Linked DNA regions of Homo sapiens: regions 1, 2, 3 and 5 are each linked to region 4. Evidence: chromatin contacts called from ENCODE Hi-C or POLR2A ChIA-PET data. All regions are on one chromosome and are shown on one strand. The core of a region is the stretch at or near the end of the contact, and the rest is flanking DNA. Distances in the headings are between cores, read along the strand shown. Region 1 holds the start of NLK (nemo like kinase). Region 2 holds the start of SPAG5-AS1 (SPAG5 antisense RNA 1). Region 3 holds the start of SUPT6H (SPT6 homolog, histone chaperone and transcription elongation factor). Region 4 holds the start of IFT20 (intraflagellar transport 20). Region 5 holds the start of PROCA1 (protein interacting with cyclin A1).

Region 1 (2,813 bases), core at 156-2,655, 290 kb before region 4:
AGGTTCCATCCCACTTCATTTTCAACCCAAGGATTGGTTACTCTGTTCTTTGTCTCTGGCTCATGATTGGTTCTTTCGTTCCGCCCCTCTCTTCCAGCTTTTGCAGGCGGGATTACCACGCAGCTTCCTGCTCCTGCCAAAAAAAAAAAAATAAATAATAAAAGAAGAAGAAGAAAAGAGGAGAGAGGCGAAAGAAAAATGTCACAAAGATCTTTGCTTTTTAATTGGCTTTAAGCCTTGTCGGTCAAGCCAAACTCTGCCTTTGATTGGTCTTTCTATCTGCCCATCCCGGATCGGGGGCGGGATTTCCCCGGAAGACCCACACCTTGTTGCCACTGGCCGAACAGTGCGCCTGTCTGAAGCTCCTGGCCCAGGATTGGAGGCGGTGGCGGACAGGTGGGCGTGGATTGGCTAGGGCAGCCGGTCCGTGCAAGGCGGGGGCGGGGCCTCGGCGGCTGGTTGCGCGTGTCCGACGCTGGCTCCGCTCTATCCGGCTTTGCTAGGGGAGGTGAGTCCGGCCGCGGCGGAACCGGCGGCTGAGGAGGCGGCGGCTGAGGAGAAGGCGGCCGCGGCGGCTGAGGAGAAAGCGGCCGCGGGGACGGAAGCCGGGTGGGGGGGAGGGGGGGAGACGGAGCAGCCTTGAGCCCTGCGGGGCCGTTGCGCGGGGGACCCACCCGCTCTCCCCCCCAACCCTCCTCAGCAGAAGCAGCCGGCGGCGGGGGCAGGAGTCAGCCCGCTTCCGACCGTACCCCGCCCGCCTCCCGGGGCTCCTGTTCTTTGGCCCCGGGACCCTAACCTTCTCCCGGGGCGGTTCCCTCCGTCTGGGCGTCCGAGCGCTGCCCACATCTTTCATTCCTCCCTGCACCTCCTTCCCTTCACTTTTGCCCCGGCTCTCTTTCTCCTCTCTGTCCTGCTGTCGCCTCCTCTCCTCACTCCAGCCTCCTTCCCTGGCTTATTCTGCCCAGGAAAGTTTGGAACCCCCGCCCCCCCTCCCCAATCAGGTCAACCTGACTAGGAGTAGGGGGAGATGTAGGAAGGCCTGAGAGTTCGGGGGGGGGGAAGCTGGAAGCTGGTTTCCCAGAAAATTTCCCCCCATCTTCTCCATTTAGGGTGGTGGGAATTTTTTTTAATCCTGTTTTTGAGGAGGTGGTAGGTGTTTAGAAAAGGATGTGGGAATGGAAGGGGTAGATGAGTCAACCCTCTTTCAAGATTCCAAGGGTGGTGTGTTACCTGATCCTTTTCGTGTGTGGAGTTCAGGGGGTCGGGAGGTTTGGCCTTTATTCCCACATTCAAAGTTGGAACCTCCCCCAAATTAAGAATGGAGTTTTAGTACCCACTTGTGGCAGGAATCCTGGGGGGAAGGGGTCCTTTTTTCCTTTTTCTTTTCTTTTTTCCCTTTTTTTTCCTTTTGGCAACCCACACCCTTCCACACACGCTCACCCCAAAATTAAACACCAAGATCCTCTAACTTGTTTGGATTGACTGATGAAGACATAAAGCTCTATGTTTTTTGAGGTGGAGTGAGTGGTTTTTCTTCATTTTTAAATGGCCAAATGACAGCTTGACCCAGTTTGCTTTCCAATCAAAGGGCATTTATTTTGAATGTCTCTTTGTGGCGCAAGAGCCAACGCAAAAATGATGGCGGCTTACAATGGCGGTACATCTGCAGCAGCAGCAGGTCACCACCACCACCATCACCACCACCTTCCACACCTCCCTCCTCCTCACCTGCACCACCACCACCACCCTCAACACCATCTTCATCCGGGGTCGGCTGCCGCTGTACACCCTGTACAGCAGCACACCTCTTCGGCAGCTGCGGCAGCCGCAGCAGCGGCTGCAGCTGCAGCCATGTTAAACCCTGGGCAACAACAGCCATATTTCCCATCACCGGCACCGGGGCAGGCTCCTGGACCAGCTGCAGCAGCCCCAGCTCAGGTACAGGCTGCCGCAGCTGCTACAGTTAAGGCGCACCATCATCAGCACTCGCATCATCCACAGCAGCAGCTGGATATTGAGCCGGATAGACCTATTGGATATGGAGCCTTTGGTGTTGTCTGGTGAGTATCCAAAGAAAAACACAACCTCTCATGGTTTCTTCTGTTGGTTGTCATTGGATGAGTCCATCTCTAATGGTTGTCTCCATGTTGACCAAGGTGCAGCAAGCTTCTCAACCCAACTGTAGGAAGCCACCCTCACTTATGTGGTAAAGAGGCCTAATGCATTGGCTGTCTAGGCTCATGGCAAGTTTTGGTGGAGCGCCTTCTCATGAGCAACACACATAAGTGTGCTGTCTACCAAACTTTTCTATTAGAACCTAAGCAAGCCACTGAACACAGGATCAGTAGATGAATGTATGCAATACTAATTCCTACGAAGACCTTGGTCATCTCGTGTGTTTGATTCAGTGGCCCTGTGGCATTAAGTGTTAGCACCTGATCCAGACTGAATTCCTTTATAATACTCTTGTCATTAGGATATACTTTGCATAACTACTTTCCTGTCCTTTCTGTCTTTTCACTTATTTTGTGATCTTGATCTCCAGAAGAAAGATAGGATTCATAGTTGAACCAGTTAAGATCATTGCTTGAGTGGTTTATTTTAAACCATAAAGCTACAGTTGAGAAGTATGTAGCTGTAGCCTTTTGATAAGAATGCATTAAATATAGCATCACACATGAGTACCACAAATGAGGTTAGTAGACTAGCTATGCAGTGGCCCACATTCAGTGTAATGTTTTAGTGTCATTTAGTGCCTCTTAAGTTGCTGTTATCTGTTGGTCAGTTGCTGTAGTAGGAAATAATACTTTTTT
Region 2 (2,901 bases), core at 133-2,632, 260 kb after region 4:
GAGGAAGCAAAACTTCCTATACAGCTATAACAGTAGCTGTATGTGATGATCCAGTTTGGCCTTGAGCTTTCTAGAAGGCAGAGCAAGAGGGAAAATATGGTAAACTACATAGTTCTCATTATCAGAAAGAAAAGGATAGCAATTTCTTCAGGAAGACAATTTTTCCAGGCAGTTAGTCCTAAAGCCTTTCTTGGAGGAATCTTATACAGGAGTCAAGCTGCTTCCTTGACAAGTTTTGACAGCAACTGAAATGCAGTTTCTACATGGCTACGTCTCTCAAAACGTTTAACAAAAGTACAAATCAGTGAGGGCAATTCTGCAAGGAGCTAGTTTAAACTAAGGTGATTCAAGTACCCTACCTTCCAGTGGTGTAACTTGATCCCAGGAGAGTTCTAACTACCTCCTAGAGTAAATGGATATTGCCTCAATCTTGCAGGTGACTGACCTTTCCGTAAGTGACCCCATGTTGGAGGAAGAGCACTAATCAGGGTGGTAGGATTTCTCAATAGTTTGATAAAGGTCGAAGGGAGGAGGAGGAGGTAATAAAAACTAACAGCTAAACAGAGATTCAAGTTCTCACTGGATTTCCTTTAACCACCCTAGGGCACCTCTCTGTTGGCCTGAATAGCTGTAAATGGATGTCACCGACGTAGAAGACTTCATTATCGTTATTAATTATTGTAGCCCTGGCCCTCTGTTCCCCTGAGCTCTCACCCTGGGCAAACAGCCCAGTCGAGAAGCTGTCCAGGCGAATCTCACCTGCAGCCCCAGCTTGCACAGTGATGGGGTCAGCGAGGAGCAAGCGGGGGATCTTTTTCCAGAGTTGGTGAGGGCACCGGGCTGCAGGGTAAGTTCACGGAGAGGAGTTCTCATAGATGGTTTTCCCTGAGAAAGAAACCAAGAAAGAGGGCGAGTGTGAGGAAGCCTGGGTTCTGCCAGCCCGCCCCTCCTCCCTCCCTAAGAAGCCCAAAATGCGATTAGAAGAGTACGCTCGCACCCTAGTCGCGCAGGAGCAGCAAGGCGAACAAAGACTCCACAAGCCCCCAACCCCGGGCTCGACCCAACTTTCCAGGACAGTAGACACGGCCGGTGCCCCCGCGACAGCAGCCCGGCCCAGTTCTCTCCGCCAGAGATCTCCCGCTTACCGTCTGGGGCGAAGGCGACAGGCTGAGGCTCAGTTTTTTCACTCGCCACATCTTCAACCAGAAGGCAGGCCTATCACGTCTCAGACCAAGTCGAGGACGCCATGTTCACCCGCCGTCTGTGTTTGAACCTGCTCTGCGCTTCCTGGTTGGCTGCTTCAGGCGCGCGCGTACGCTCGGGGGTAGAGCCCGGGGGGCGGGGCCCGCGTTGACCACGCCCCCGGCCCTGCCTGCCCCTCCGTTGTCGAGCGTTTTCCGCTGACGGAGCCCTCACCTCAGACACCGGCGGTAGGGCTGGATGCGGGCCCGGCCCAGGACCGGTCTTCTGTCCTCACACCGGGGAGGACCACGCAGGTAGCTGGAGAGTCCAGGAGTCCATCCCTCCTGCTTCCAGCGGACCTCCTCACATCCATGGTGTTCATATCCAAGTTGTCTCCGTGGATGGAGAAGAGGAATCCTCTCCCTAGGTCTCCCTCAGTCCTCTCCAGCCGCAGCCTTGACGGGAAAGAGCCGGCCAGGGAGTCTAGAAGCCGAAGCGGTGCCGAGCGGCTTCCCTAGGCTTGGTGGGCCCGCGTCCGGGACGGCCCGGGCCGTGGTTCTCGACCTGGGCTGTAATGTCTCCAGAGTTTCTGGGCTTTTCCTGGGACTTACTCAGGCCGGCTACCAGTTTACTGGGCTAACCGCCTACATGTATTGAACATTGAGTGTGTGCCTGGCGCTATGCCGAATGCCGTGTAGTAGCTCATTTAATGCGCATAAGGACCTACGTAGTGAGAAATACTATAAATATCCCCATTTGTGACAGGAAGGAGCTGAGTCAGAGAGACCGTGTGTAATTTGCTCAGCGTCACACAGATAGTAAACGGCAGAGCCGCTCTTCCTCCCTGTCCCGCCAGCTCCTGCCTTCTGCTGTCTTGGATCTCCTATGCACGGGAAACCTGTTGAAGGTAGGACAGCCGAAAGGTCAGTATTCAGAGTGAGCCGTTTGCGAAGGTGTGTGTGCTTTGCACACTCACGGCGCCCTGTTTACACTCTGCAAGTCTTAATACATAGGGGGAAAGCAGCAGTCCAAAGAGGAGGAACTATGATGTTATAAACTGCAGCGTCCTCAGGGACGGGCTCCTCTAGCATTGTGTTGTCCAGTACGTTAGCCCTAGCCATAGTGGCTTTTGAGCACTTCAGATGTGACTAGTCCCAGTGGGAATGTGCTATAAATGTAAAACACTGTACAAACTGGATTTCAAACACGTCGTATGAAAAAAAGAATGCAAAATATCGCCAGGTGCGGTGGCTCATGCCTGTAATCCCAGCACGGAGGAGACAGAGGCAGGAGGATCCTTTAAGCCCAGGAGTTCGAGACCTGCCTCGGCAATATAGTGAGACCTATGTCTACAAAAAAAAAATTTGGGCCGGGCACGGTGGCTCACGCCTATAATCCCGCACTTCGGGAGGCCGAGGCAGGCGGATCACCTGAGGTCAGGAGTTCGAGACCAGCCTGCCCAACACGGCGAAACCCCGTTTCTACTAAAAATACAAAAATTAGCCAGGTGTGGTGGCACACGCCTGTAATCCCAGCTACTTGGGAGGCTGAGGCAGGAAGAATCTCTTGAACCTGGGAGGCGGAGGTTGCAGTGAGCTGAGATGGCACCACTACACTCCAGCCTGGGTGACAGAGCTAGACTCCGTCTCAAAAAAAAAAAAAAGTTAAGCCAGGGGTGGCAGGGTTGGGGGCACACACCTATAATCCCAGCTTGGGAGG
Region 3 (2,700 bases), core at 71-2,570, 330 kb after region 4:
AACTTTATCTTTTTTTTTCAGGCAGATAAGACTTTCTTTTTTTAGTCTGTTTTTATTATATTGTAATTTTCTTGACTGATTATCACCACCGAATCTCCTGTATGTAGTACAATTCTAGCCATGTAGTAGGAACTCATTAAGACCTATGCTGAATGAATCCACAAATAATTTATTACTAAACATTTTAATTTCAAACGCTAAAAAAAAAAAAAAAAAAAAGCAGTTTTCTCTGCAATTCCTGTCACTGCTCCAAGTTTCTTACAAGAAGGAGGTTAAGGTTTGGGTAGAAGGGGGCCAAAGATGGAAACTGAGGAGCAAGTGTAAGATGCAGAAGAGCTGGAAGACAAAGGGTTGTAGTCAACGAGTGAGCTCTTGGAGTTTAAAGTTTCACAGACAGTACTTACTGTAACTTTAAAATTTCAGACACAGCACTTACTGTAATTTTCTTGTCTCTAAAGCAGGCTTTGAACCTGGATAGATTTGGATAGAACCCCGACTTTGTCATTTGCTAACTGCAAGGCTTTGAATAAACGATTTAATTTCTCTGCGTCTGTTTCCTCATCTGTGAAATGAGGATAACAATACTGTCCACCTTACAACAATGTTAATAATCGGAAAAAGGACATAGGTAACGTGCCTGGCCTGTAGCTCACCAAATATTAGGTGGTGTTGCGATTAAGATGCCTTAGAACAATTCAGTTCTCCGACTCTCTAGACCTGAGGAACCTTCCCAGGGAACCCCTAACTTTCCCAGACCACACTGTCAGATATTCTATAGGCCCCGCCCCTCCAGAGCCTCCGAGTCCTCCCTAGCCCACCCGAGCCCGGTCCCCAGCATTACCTGACCCATAGCGCACGTCGTGTGAGTGCAGTCGGACGTTGTGGCGCGTATTGAGTAGCTTCACCACGGAGCCGCAAGTAACGACACCCAGGCTGGACGCTCCCACAGCGCTCCACAAACCCCCCAACAACAGCAGAGGTACTACAGCCATCCTAACTGTATCGCGGAGCCCCAAATCTTCGAAGAAAACTCGGCCCCTCCCCGGAACCGGAAGCTAATGGCGAAACCACGGAGAGAAGGAAGTGAAGAAGCCCGAGTCTGATCTTTATGGTTTATTTGACTAGAGCGGCCTGAGAAACCGGCTGAGCCTGGTTACTTACGATACTCTCGCTCTGTTCCAGGGGCTCAGTGACAGCTGCCTTCCTGAGCCGCTTCGGTTACCTTTCGCACCCACGAGACGAAAGCTTCCGAGAGCGGGAGAGAGAACAAGAAATGGCCCGCCCACTCCCGGTGACAGGGAGCCGGAAATGACGTAGCACGTTGACGCAGCAGCGGCGGCGGTGGCGGCGGAGGGGCCGTGCGGTGGGTCCGTACTATCTTTTCCCAGTCTCGGTTCGACGACTCCATTTTCCTCGGTGGGGGCTTAGCGCACTGGAGGAGCGGCGGGCTTCAGACAGGTAAAGTTCCGACTGGAGAGCGTGTTTCTCGCAGGAGTCAGGTGGGGAACCGGGCTCCTAGGGCCTGGTCACGTAAGGGAAGAGGCAGTGGGGAGCCGTATGCGGGAAGAAGGGGGAGCCTGGCCTTCCCTGCTCTATGGGGGGAAGGGGGAGGAAAGCGCTGTAGTTGCTCAGAGTCCGAAAGCTTTTCCCAGCCCAGTGACACCCGGAACCCGTGAATCGGGTGGCACGTTGAATCAACAGGCTTCCTGGCATCCCGTCCTTCTCTCCGCAGGTTTTTAAAACTGGGCCACGCAAAAGGATTGGGGATGGAAGGGACCTGGGGCTTCTGAGCCAGGATCAGGTGATCGAGTTGTTTGTTCTGGGGATATGAATCCTGTGGAGCTTTCAGCAGCTCGGCCATCAGGCTAGAGGGCGATGCCAAATTCCAGCTCTTTACATATTGCTGAATAATACAAATAGAACTTTTTGTAGATGGTTGCATCCTTCATCCCTTTCTAAAGATCGAAGGTCTTGTAGAAGTCCTAAAGCCCGTCCATTCTCTATAGATTCATTTCCTCAAACGTTTGCCAGAGGCCTATCATGAACATCAAAATTAGTTATTAAGTCAAAACTCCATCTTCTAGTTTCTACCTTTCTCCTCAGGCACTCCTTTGAACCAGCTGGAGAAGTTAATTTTCCTGGGTTGTTGCAAGAACTGATACTTATTTCAGAGGGCTAAGATCTCTGAAAATACTTCCGTGGAAATTCACTGTAATATCAAAAGTAACAAGGGTGTATGAAGCTACATCATTAATGAGCATTAGGGAGTGTAAACAATATTGAATTTGATTAATTTCTTCGGAAAAATGTCTGGTTCCACTGTTTATCTGGAAGTTACCAGTTTGTAAGTCTTCAGTGTTTTGATTACAGAAACATAACTGCTCTTCCATCAGCTGTGAATTTAGAGCCCTTTTTTACGAGTAATGTCCCTTTCACCAGTACAAGTACATTTTTATTCACTTGGCTTGTGTGGCTGCTAGATTGGATTAGCATAGCCTTGCAACTCTAGGAGGTTTTAACTTCATCAGGAGATTAATTACATCAGAAAGTGGTACCGTCTGGAGAGGCTTAGTCAAATTTTACAGTTCTTCCTCTGAAAGCCTACCTAGTGTGGTGGAAACATGATCTTTGTAGGCAAATACGTTTGCCCTGATTCTATATTCTTGACCTTAATAAATGGCACTACCATCAGTCCTGCCT
Region 4 (3,027 bases), core at 125-2,624:
GGACAGACTAGTGAAAACAATGCCTCTGGACAGATGGTAAAGAAATAATCACAAATCGTGATATTACTATAAGGAAAAGTACATGGTGCTGTGTGAAGTGCTGCAGGAGGACACAGTTCATGGGGGGCGGACTTGGAGGGGAGGGCCAACAGAGGCCTTCTGAAAAAAATGACACTTAAACAGACCTAAAGACTGTCCAAAAGTATGTCAAGTGAAAGGGGAAGCAAGGCATTGCAGGCAGAAGGAAACACGTATGTGAAGATCCTGAGGCAACAGGAAATTTGATGCATTCCGAGAACAGAGACTGAGCAAGAGAAGGGAACAGAATGAGGCTAGACAGGGAGACAACAGCTGGATCACCGAAGGCTCTGAAAGACGCAGTCATGAGCTTGGATTTTATCAGAAGGGTAATGGGACAGCCAGCGGGTTCTCAGCAGACCAACAAAATCAGACTTAGAAAGATCACTCTTGCTCAGCCTGAGAGAACCGATTGGAGGGAACAAGAGAGGGCAAAGCCCCAAGTACCTTCTTGTTCATCACTCTAACCCTAGCACCTAGCATGGTGCCCACACATAACTGGCACTCAGTAAATGTTTGTGGAATGAATGACCGTGGAAACAGGAGACTATTGCAGTAACCAAGGCTGGCAGCCGAACACAAGTGTTCCGAGTTGAGATGTTTTGTAAGTCGAGGTGATGGGGCTTAGCAATGGACTGACTGAATGTGGGGGTTTGGGGATAAGAGAAAAACAAGTCAGGCATGACTCCCATGAATCTGGCTTGGCCCACCTATCTGATTGGAAGGGCTGGCTTAAAGAGATAGGTAAGATGGAAGAAGAGGTGCAGGGAAAGAGTTCACAGATTATCTACCAACTCCCATCACACGCGTGTCTGAGCATCTGAGCAACACCTGGCCCAAGAGCTGGGACTAAGCTCCCTGAGCATGAGGCGGTGGCATACTTTCTGCGCCCCGGCTCTCCCAGATGCATGCGAGGCACTGCGAGCCGACTCTTTACTATGTAAACTCCCCGAACTTATCCGAGCCGCAGTTTCCTCGTAAGATCGTGGCAAGCATCAACGCATCAAACTCCAGGCCTAAGCTGGGTGTGAAAGCGCCCCCCTGAGAGTGGGGCGGAATTCCCACGTCTCTCCCCGCCCGGTACTGCCTTTCCTCAGGACGCGGGCCTGTCAGGCTCCTCTCGCCCCTGGTCCGCCCGCGTCCCCCGACCCGAGGTCAGCCTACCTGCCGGCCCCGCGGCGGCAGCGCGCTGCAGCCCAGGCTGATGTAGACAGGCAGCTTCTCCTGGGTCAGCGACAGCCGGTACCCAGCCAGCCTGCCACGGCCGCTGCCACGGATACAGAGCCTGTTTACCTATGACGTCACTACCTTCCTGACTCCGGAAGCACTTACAGCCCCCATTCCACAGAGCCTGCTGGGAAACAGAGGCCCGAGGGGAGGCCCGGCCTACAAGACCCAGAAGCCTTAGCGCCGGCAAGGCGGCCAGAAGTAGCTCTGCTCTCTCCGCGAAGACCCTCGGGGGATTCCGCCTCCACCCTTTCCCGGATAGAGCGCTATGCATGCAGGGACTTGTAGTCTCAGGCTCCCCAGCCGGCTGGGCTGGGCAGCACTCCGGGCGGAGTCGACGAGCGCAGGATGTGAGCTCACAGCTTGGGACTGCTGAGGGGCAGGCGGCTGCAGGCTAGGGGCGGCTCGGAGTCCGCTGGCCACCCAGCTGAGAGGAGAGGCGCCCCCGGGGACGGTGAGAGCCGGGCCCGCCGATGCCCTCGGGGAAGGGATGGACGGCCCCTGCTGGAGTAGAGCGAGCCCGGCCGGGTCCTGGGGGAAAAGGCGCGGGCGGCGTAGGGGAGATGGAGAGCTCCGATCTCCCACGGAGGGTGGGCGTGAGAACCGGTGTGGGTTTCTCGGTAGTGAGGAGTGGTCCGGGCTAGAGAAGAGCCCACACCGGCCACATTTCCCAGGACTTTTTGGGTGACGCTTAACCTTTACACCTAGGGTTTCTGCTAGATCCGCCACTCTAGCCCTCAGCTTTCCTCCCGCCGTCCTCCGTGTCTGACGGATTTCTGGGTCCTTCTTCCTTTTAGACCCCTCCTCTTTCCACCTCCGCGGCTGTTTGCCCTTTGTTGTGCTTGGGTTCCCATTAGCTTCGTTGCGTGAGCCACGGATCCGCCCTTAGCCCCGGGCATCCCCAAATATCCACACACAAAGTGCGGAAGGAAGAGCACTGTGGCTATCAGTGGAAACTTCATTCTCACTGGAATTACTTTCTGGGGCGTCACCTGCCACAGAATTCCTGGAACCCATTGGTCTGGGCGGAATGTGATTGACGTCATCCAGGGGCTCAAAGCAATTGCTTTGTAGGAAAGGAAGAGATTAGCTCTGGATCCGCCGACCTCTCTTGGCAGGCCTATCCTTTGAGCTCCTTTGCATTGGCAGAACATGTATGTGTGCTTTCTCTGATCCTGGGAAAACTAGGACTAGACACAAAATACACAGGGAACTTGCTAATACCTGTTAGAGAGGTGGATTTATTCCTTTGAGGTGGGCGGGAAAAGGGAAGGTGATCTCATACCATTCTAGTGTTTCTTAGTCATTGGCAACCTCCTGGTGAGGGCTCACCTCCCATACCCAACCCCTGTGGCAAATGAAAGAGTCTCCCAGACAAGCCGCCAAAGGAATTCACTGCTTCACACAGCACCCACGCTGGCTGTCCACTTCCTTGGACATTCTTCCCAGGGACTTACCTAAATCTTTTCAGGGACAATTTCAGTCTAACAAACTGACGTATGTTAAATACTTAAAATGTGCATGGCATTGTGCTGAGCACCATTAGGGGAACACAGCGGTAAACTTGGGAAACCAGTGCCCTGCTTCTGGGTTGCACTTACAAGGCATGAGCAACTGTAAACTCCTGCATGTGATGAGCATTCGGTGAAATCATTCCACTTTTTTTCTGTCTCCATTATTACCAATGTGGTCCAGGCTGCCATCATCTCTTCTTGCCTAGAC
Region 5 (2,750 bases), core at 241-2,740, 380 kb after region 4:
TCAGGAGGCTGAGGCAGGAGAATTGTTTGAACCCGGGAGGTGGAGTTTGCAGTGAGCCGATATTGCGCCACTGCACTCCAGCCTGGGCGACAGAGCGAGATTCCATCTCAAAAAAAAAAAAAAAAAAAAAAAGCACACATGCAGGGTCAGAGCCTGTTTACTCTCCACTCACTAGCTCCCCCAGAGCTCGGACACCCATCAGCTCTGTTTGTGAAGGAGACGAGGGGAGGAAGGACAAAGGGGGAGACGAATTTAGTAACTCTCTTCAGAGCTGAGAAAAGCAATCTGCTCTTTAGTTCCAGAGGACAGGAGGAGACCTCTGACCAGCAGCAGTCCAGAGTTCCTGCAGCAGGAGTGACTGACAACACACACAATGAATGAGGAGGGTGATAGGGTGAAAGAAAGTGGGAGGCTTATGGCGTCTTTCCCCGTGAGGCGTTAATCGGCGCACAAAGGCCTAACTCAAAACTCACAAGTTATGCTCATCTGTACAGAATCCTCCCCGTCCTGCGGGGCCGAGGAGCTCTCCTCGACCTCGAGGCACTGGGGGTGGGCACCAGAGCAGCCGAAAGGAGTAGGGTGGGAAGGGAGGGAAGGAGTAGGGCGGGAAGGGAGGGAAGAAACTAGGAGAGGAAGGAGGGAAGAGGAGGAAGCAAGGGAGGGGCAGTGCGCCCGCGTCTCCTTGGAAATGCCTCTCTGGCCTCGCCGCCGCGGAGGTAATTGTGATGCCACGGGTGGAACCCTCAGTCTCCTTGGTCCACCCTCAGGGTCGATGGAACCGCCCGCTCCCGCCCCGGCGTCCGGGTGGGCGCTGGTCCACGGGCTCCAGCCAAGGCCGGCGCTTCAAGGGCAGCGGCCTGCGCCCGGTGCCACCCAGTCCGATAGCCGAGCGTTCCAGCTCTGGCTGGAACCAGACTTCCCGCCCATCCCGCGGGCGACCCAGCAGGGCCTCAGGACCCCAGTCCTCAATCATTGGCCCGCGGCTCGACGCGAGCCCGCCCCCGGCCCTAGCTCCGCCCCGGCCCTAGCTCCGCCCCGGCCCAGCACTGGGCCCCGCCTCTCTCGTTGGTTTGCCCGTCTCCCTCGTCGGTTTGCCGGCTTCCCGCGTGCGCCGCTCGGGGTCTGCGAGCCGGGCCGCGCCCTCTGCCCAGCCCCTGCCCCGCCCCTCTTACCGCGGCATCTGCTCTCATCCCACGAGCGGGCCTTGGGCTCGGTCTTTTCCTTAGTCCATCTTTCAATTGTGAGCGTCGTCCTGACCCACATCGCTCTCCGCCCAGGTCTTCGTCTCTACAGGACTCTTGCGTGAAGTCCAACCCTGAGCCTCAGCCCGGCCGAGCCCTCGGCCCAGCCGTGAACTCCAGTCTCGGCTTCGCCCCCGCCTAGCCCCTAACCCCGCCTCATGCTGGCGCAGCCCCCGCCGGCCTCCCCAGCCCGGCTCCAGGCTGCGTAGTCTTCCCAGCTGGGTCTCAGCGTCAGCCGCGTTCTTCATCCGGGGCCTCCGGCGCCTCCCAGGCCCCTCTTTATCTCAGACCTTAACCTTACAGGCCCAGCTCTCACCACCCATCTCTGGTTCCAGCTTGCAGTCCAAACCCCAGATTTTCACCCTGCCTCCAGATCGTAGCCCCAATTCTTAGTGTTACAACGAGCCTTGCCCCCAGCCCCATTCTTAGCCCCGCCCCGGCCATTCTCTAAACCGCACACTCCCGTCCCGCTCCCCGCCCCACCGACCCTTGGGAACCCAGCCGCAGCCCCGCCTCTGCCCGCTGGCGAGAGAGCGAACCCCATCTCTACAAAAAATACAAAAATTAGCTAGTTTAGTGGTGCGCACTTGTAGTCCCAGCTACTCGGGAGGCTGAGATGGGAGGATCCCCTGAGCCCAGGGAGGTCCTGGCGTCGCCATTTCCCCTCCACCTTCCGGGCTTCGAGGTCCCTCCGCCTCTGGTGGAGCCCGGGCTTCCCCTTTCTCCGCCCACAGGCCTCTCCGAAGACCTAACTCCGGGCTGAGGACCTGATGTCGGCTCCCAGCCCCTGCGCCACCCCGCAGCGTTCCCGCCCCTGGCCCCCAGGGGACACCCTATTCTAGAGACAATACTGCCCAATAGAGAGTCGTAAGCTTATCCTGATAGACAATCTGGAGAACAGGGCAGGCTGCATTCATAGGAACCTCATCCCAGTGACACCCCTCACGCCCTCAGGTACAACATACACACTCTGCGCATGCATATATCACACACACACAGAATATACTCACCACACACAGACTAATACAACATGCACACGGAACACAGAACTCCCACACCCGGTGCAGCACAAACACCACACCTGGACTGTGGTGCTGGCTTCACACACATCTGTTAACAGGCAAGGCAAGGGTGAGGAGCCCAGTGCTGCGAGGGAACAGAAATGGAAAAAACAATCACAGGAGAGTGTGAAAAGAAGTTATGGCCATATCGACGACATTCCATGCACCACACCCCTCCATTTCTCTTGGCACCAGCTTCCAAAGCCAGGATGAAGAGGAGGAGAAAGGATGGGGTCCACACCTTGTTTTCTCCACCATCATCCAGGGGCTCTGCTGCTGCTACTATTGCTCTGCCTGATCCCCACCTTCACTTTCCTCCAGACCCAAGTCCGGAGTGGGTAGGGCTGCTGCCCAGACCCTCCTTCCCGTGGTAGCTCTAGAGAGTCTAGGAACTGCGAGGGAGGGGAAGCCAGGAGAAGGGAAGTGTGCAGAAAAACCAACCATCCTG

Evidence for each region. Hi-C counts contacts between places; a loop is a spot of excess contacts on that map. ChIA-PET counts read pairs that join two places held with the same protein, here RNA polymerase II (POLR2A). Pooled maps may share reads with other maps.
Region 1: a map of CD8-positive, alpha-beta T cell shows a loop between it and region 4 (20-fold over the local background). The contact joins the promoter of NLK here to the promoter of IFT20 in region 4. A Hi-C loop is called at or near these places in 24 of 168 maps with a recorded cell type or tissue (CD14-positive monocyte, CD4-positive, alpha-beta T cell, CD8-positive, alpha-beta T cell and 17 more), 15 of 37 single-sample maps with no recorded cell type and 31 of 50 pooled maps. POLR2A ChIA-PET finds 5 or more read pairs at or near these places in 18 of 52 experiments (A549, AG04450, CD4-positive, alpha-beta memory T cell and 14 more).
Region 2: a map of naive thymus-derived CD4-positive, alpha-beta T cell shows a loop between it and region 4 (10-fold over the local background). The contact joins the promoter of SPAG5-AS1 here to the promoter of IFT20 in region 4. A Hi-C loop is called at or near these places in 1 of 168 maps with a recorded cell type or tissue (naive thymus-derived CD4-positive, alpha-beta T cell) and 10 of 50 pooled maps. POLR2A ChIA-PET finds 5 or more read pairs at or near these places in 3 of 52 experiments (CD4-positive, alpha-beta T cell and activated naive CD4-positive, alpha-beta T cell).
Region 3: a map of naive thymus-derived CD4-positive, alpha-beta T cell shows a loop between it and region 4 (7-fold over the local background). The contact joins the promoter of SUPT6H here to the promoter of IFT20 in region 4. A Hi-C loop is called at or near these places in 1 of 168 maps with a recorded cell type or tissue (naive thymus-derived CD4-positive, alpha-beta T cell), 2 of 37 single-sample maps with no recorded cell type and 10 of 50 pooled maps. POLR2A ChIA-PET finds 5 or more read pairs at or near these places in 4 of 52 experiments (HepG2, MCF 10A, activated CD4-positive, alpha-beta memory T cell and 1 more).
Region 5: a loop to region 4 is called in a map of natural killer cell, with 6 times the contacts of the local background. The contact joins the promoter of PROCA1 here to the promoter of IFT20 in region 4. A Hi-C loop is called at or near these places in 3 of 168 maps with a recorded cell type or tissue (naive thymus-derived CD4-positive, alpha-beta T cell and natural killer cell), 2 of 37 single-sample maps with no recorded cell type and 16 of 50 pooled maps. POLR2A ChIA-PET finds 5 or more read pairs at or near these places in 6 of 52 experiments (CD4-positive, alpha-beta T cell, CD8-positive, alpha-beta T cell, Caco-2 and 3 more).

Annotation. Positions count from the first base shown.
Region 1 is chr17:28,041,272-28,044,084 of GRCh38, forward strand. NLK (nemo like kinase) reads left to right here and starts at 1,406. Exons shown (of 11, transcript NM_016231.5): 1 at 1,406-2,060. The coding sequence starts at 1,603. It overlaps LOC105371709 (a long non-coding RNA gene), which reads right to left and starts at 449. Exons shown (of 3, transcript XR_934637.4): 1 at 326-449; 2 at 1-133. LOC102724517 (a long non-coding RNA gene) reads left to right here and starts at 2,067. Exons shown (of 2, transcript XR_001752820.2): 1 at 2,067-2,813. RefSeq lists an enhancer at 1-146 and silencers at 314-543, 564-793.
Region 2 is chr17:28,597,751-28,600,651 of GRCh38, forward strand. It overlaps SPAG5-AS1 (SPAG5 antisense RNA 1), which reads left to right and starts at 1,383. Exons shown (of 3, transcript NR_040012.1): 1 at 1,383-1,496; 2 at 1,948-2,105. SPAG5 (sperm associated antigen 5) reads right to left here and starts at 1,275. Exons shown (of 24, transcript NM_006461.4): 1 at 1,146-1,275; 2 at 760-885. The coding sequence starts at 1,196. RefSeq lists enhancers at 937-1,481, 1,706-1,785 and a silencer at 1,186-1,495.
Region 3 is chr17:28,660,885-28,663,584 of GRCh38, forward strand. It overlaps SUPT6H (SPT6 homolog, histone chaperone and transcription elongation factor), which reads left to right and starts at 1,321. Exons shown (of 37, transcript NM_003170.5): 1 at 1,321-1,458. SDF2 (stromal cell derived factor 2) reads right to left here and starts at 1,022. Exons shown (of 3, transcript NM_006923.4): 1 at 842-1,022. The coding sequence starts at 992. RefSeq lists enhancers at 709-1,908, 1,270-1,339, 1,437-2,111.
Region 4 is chr17:28,334,098-28,337,124 of GRCh38, forward strand. IFT20 (intraflagellar transport 20) reads right to left here and starts at 1,375. Exons shown (of 5, transcript NM_001267776.2): 1 at 1,243-1,375. TNFAIP1 (TNF alpha induced protein 1) reads left to right here and starts at 1,664. Exons shown (of 7, transcript NM_021137.5): 1 at 1,664-1,759. RefSeq lists silencers at 1,072-1,263, 1,757-1,806 and an enhancer at 1,187-1,716.
Region 5 is chr17:28,710,398-28,713,147 of GRCh38, forward strand. PROCA1 (protein interacting with cyclin A1) reads right to left here and starts at 1,491. Exons shown (of 5, transcript NM_001366301.1): 1 at 1,173-1,491. The coding sequence starts at 1,263. RefSeq lists enhancers at 156-931, 932-1,707, 2,266-2,345 and a silencer at 726-1,225.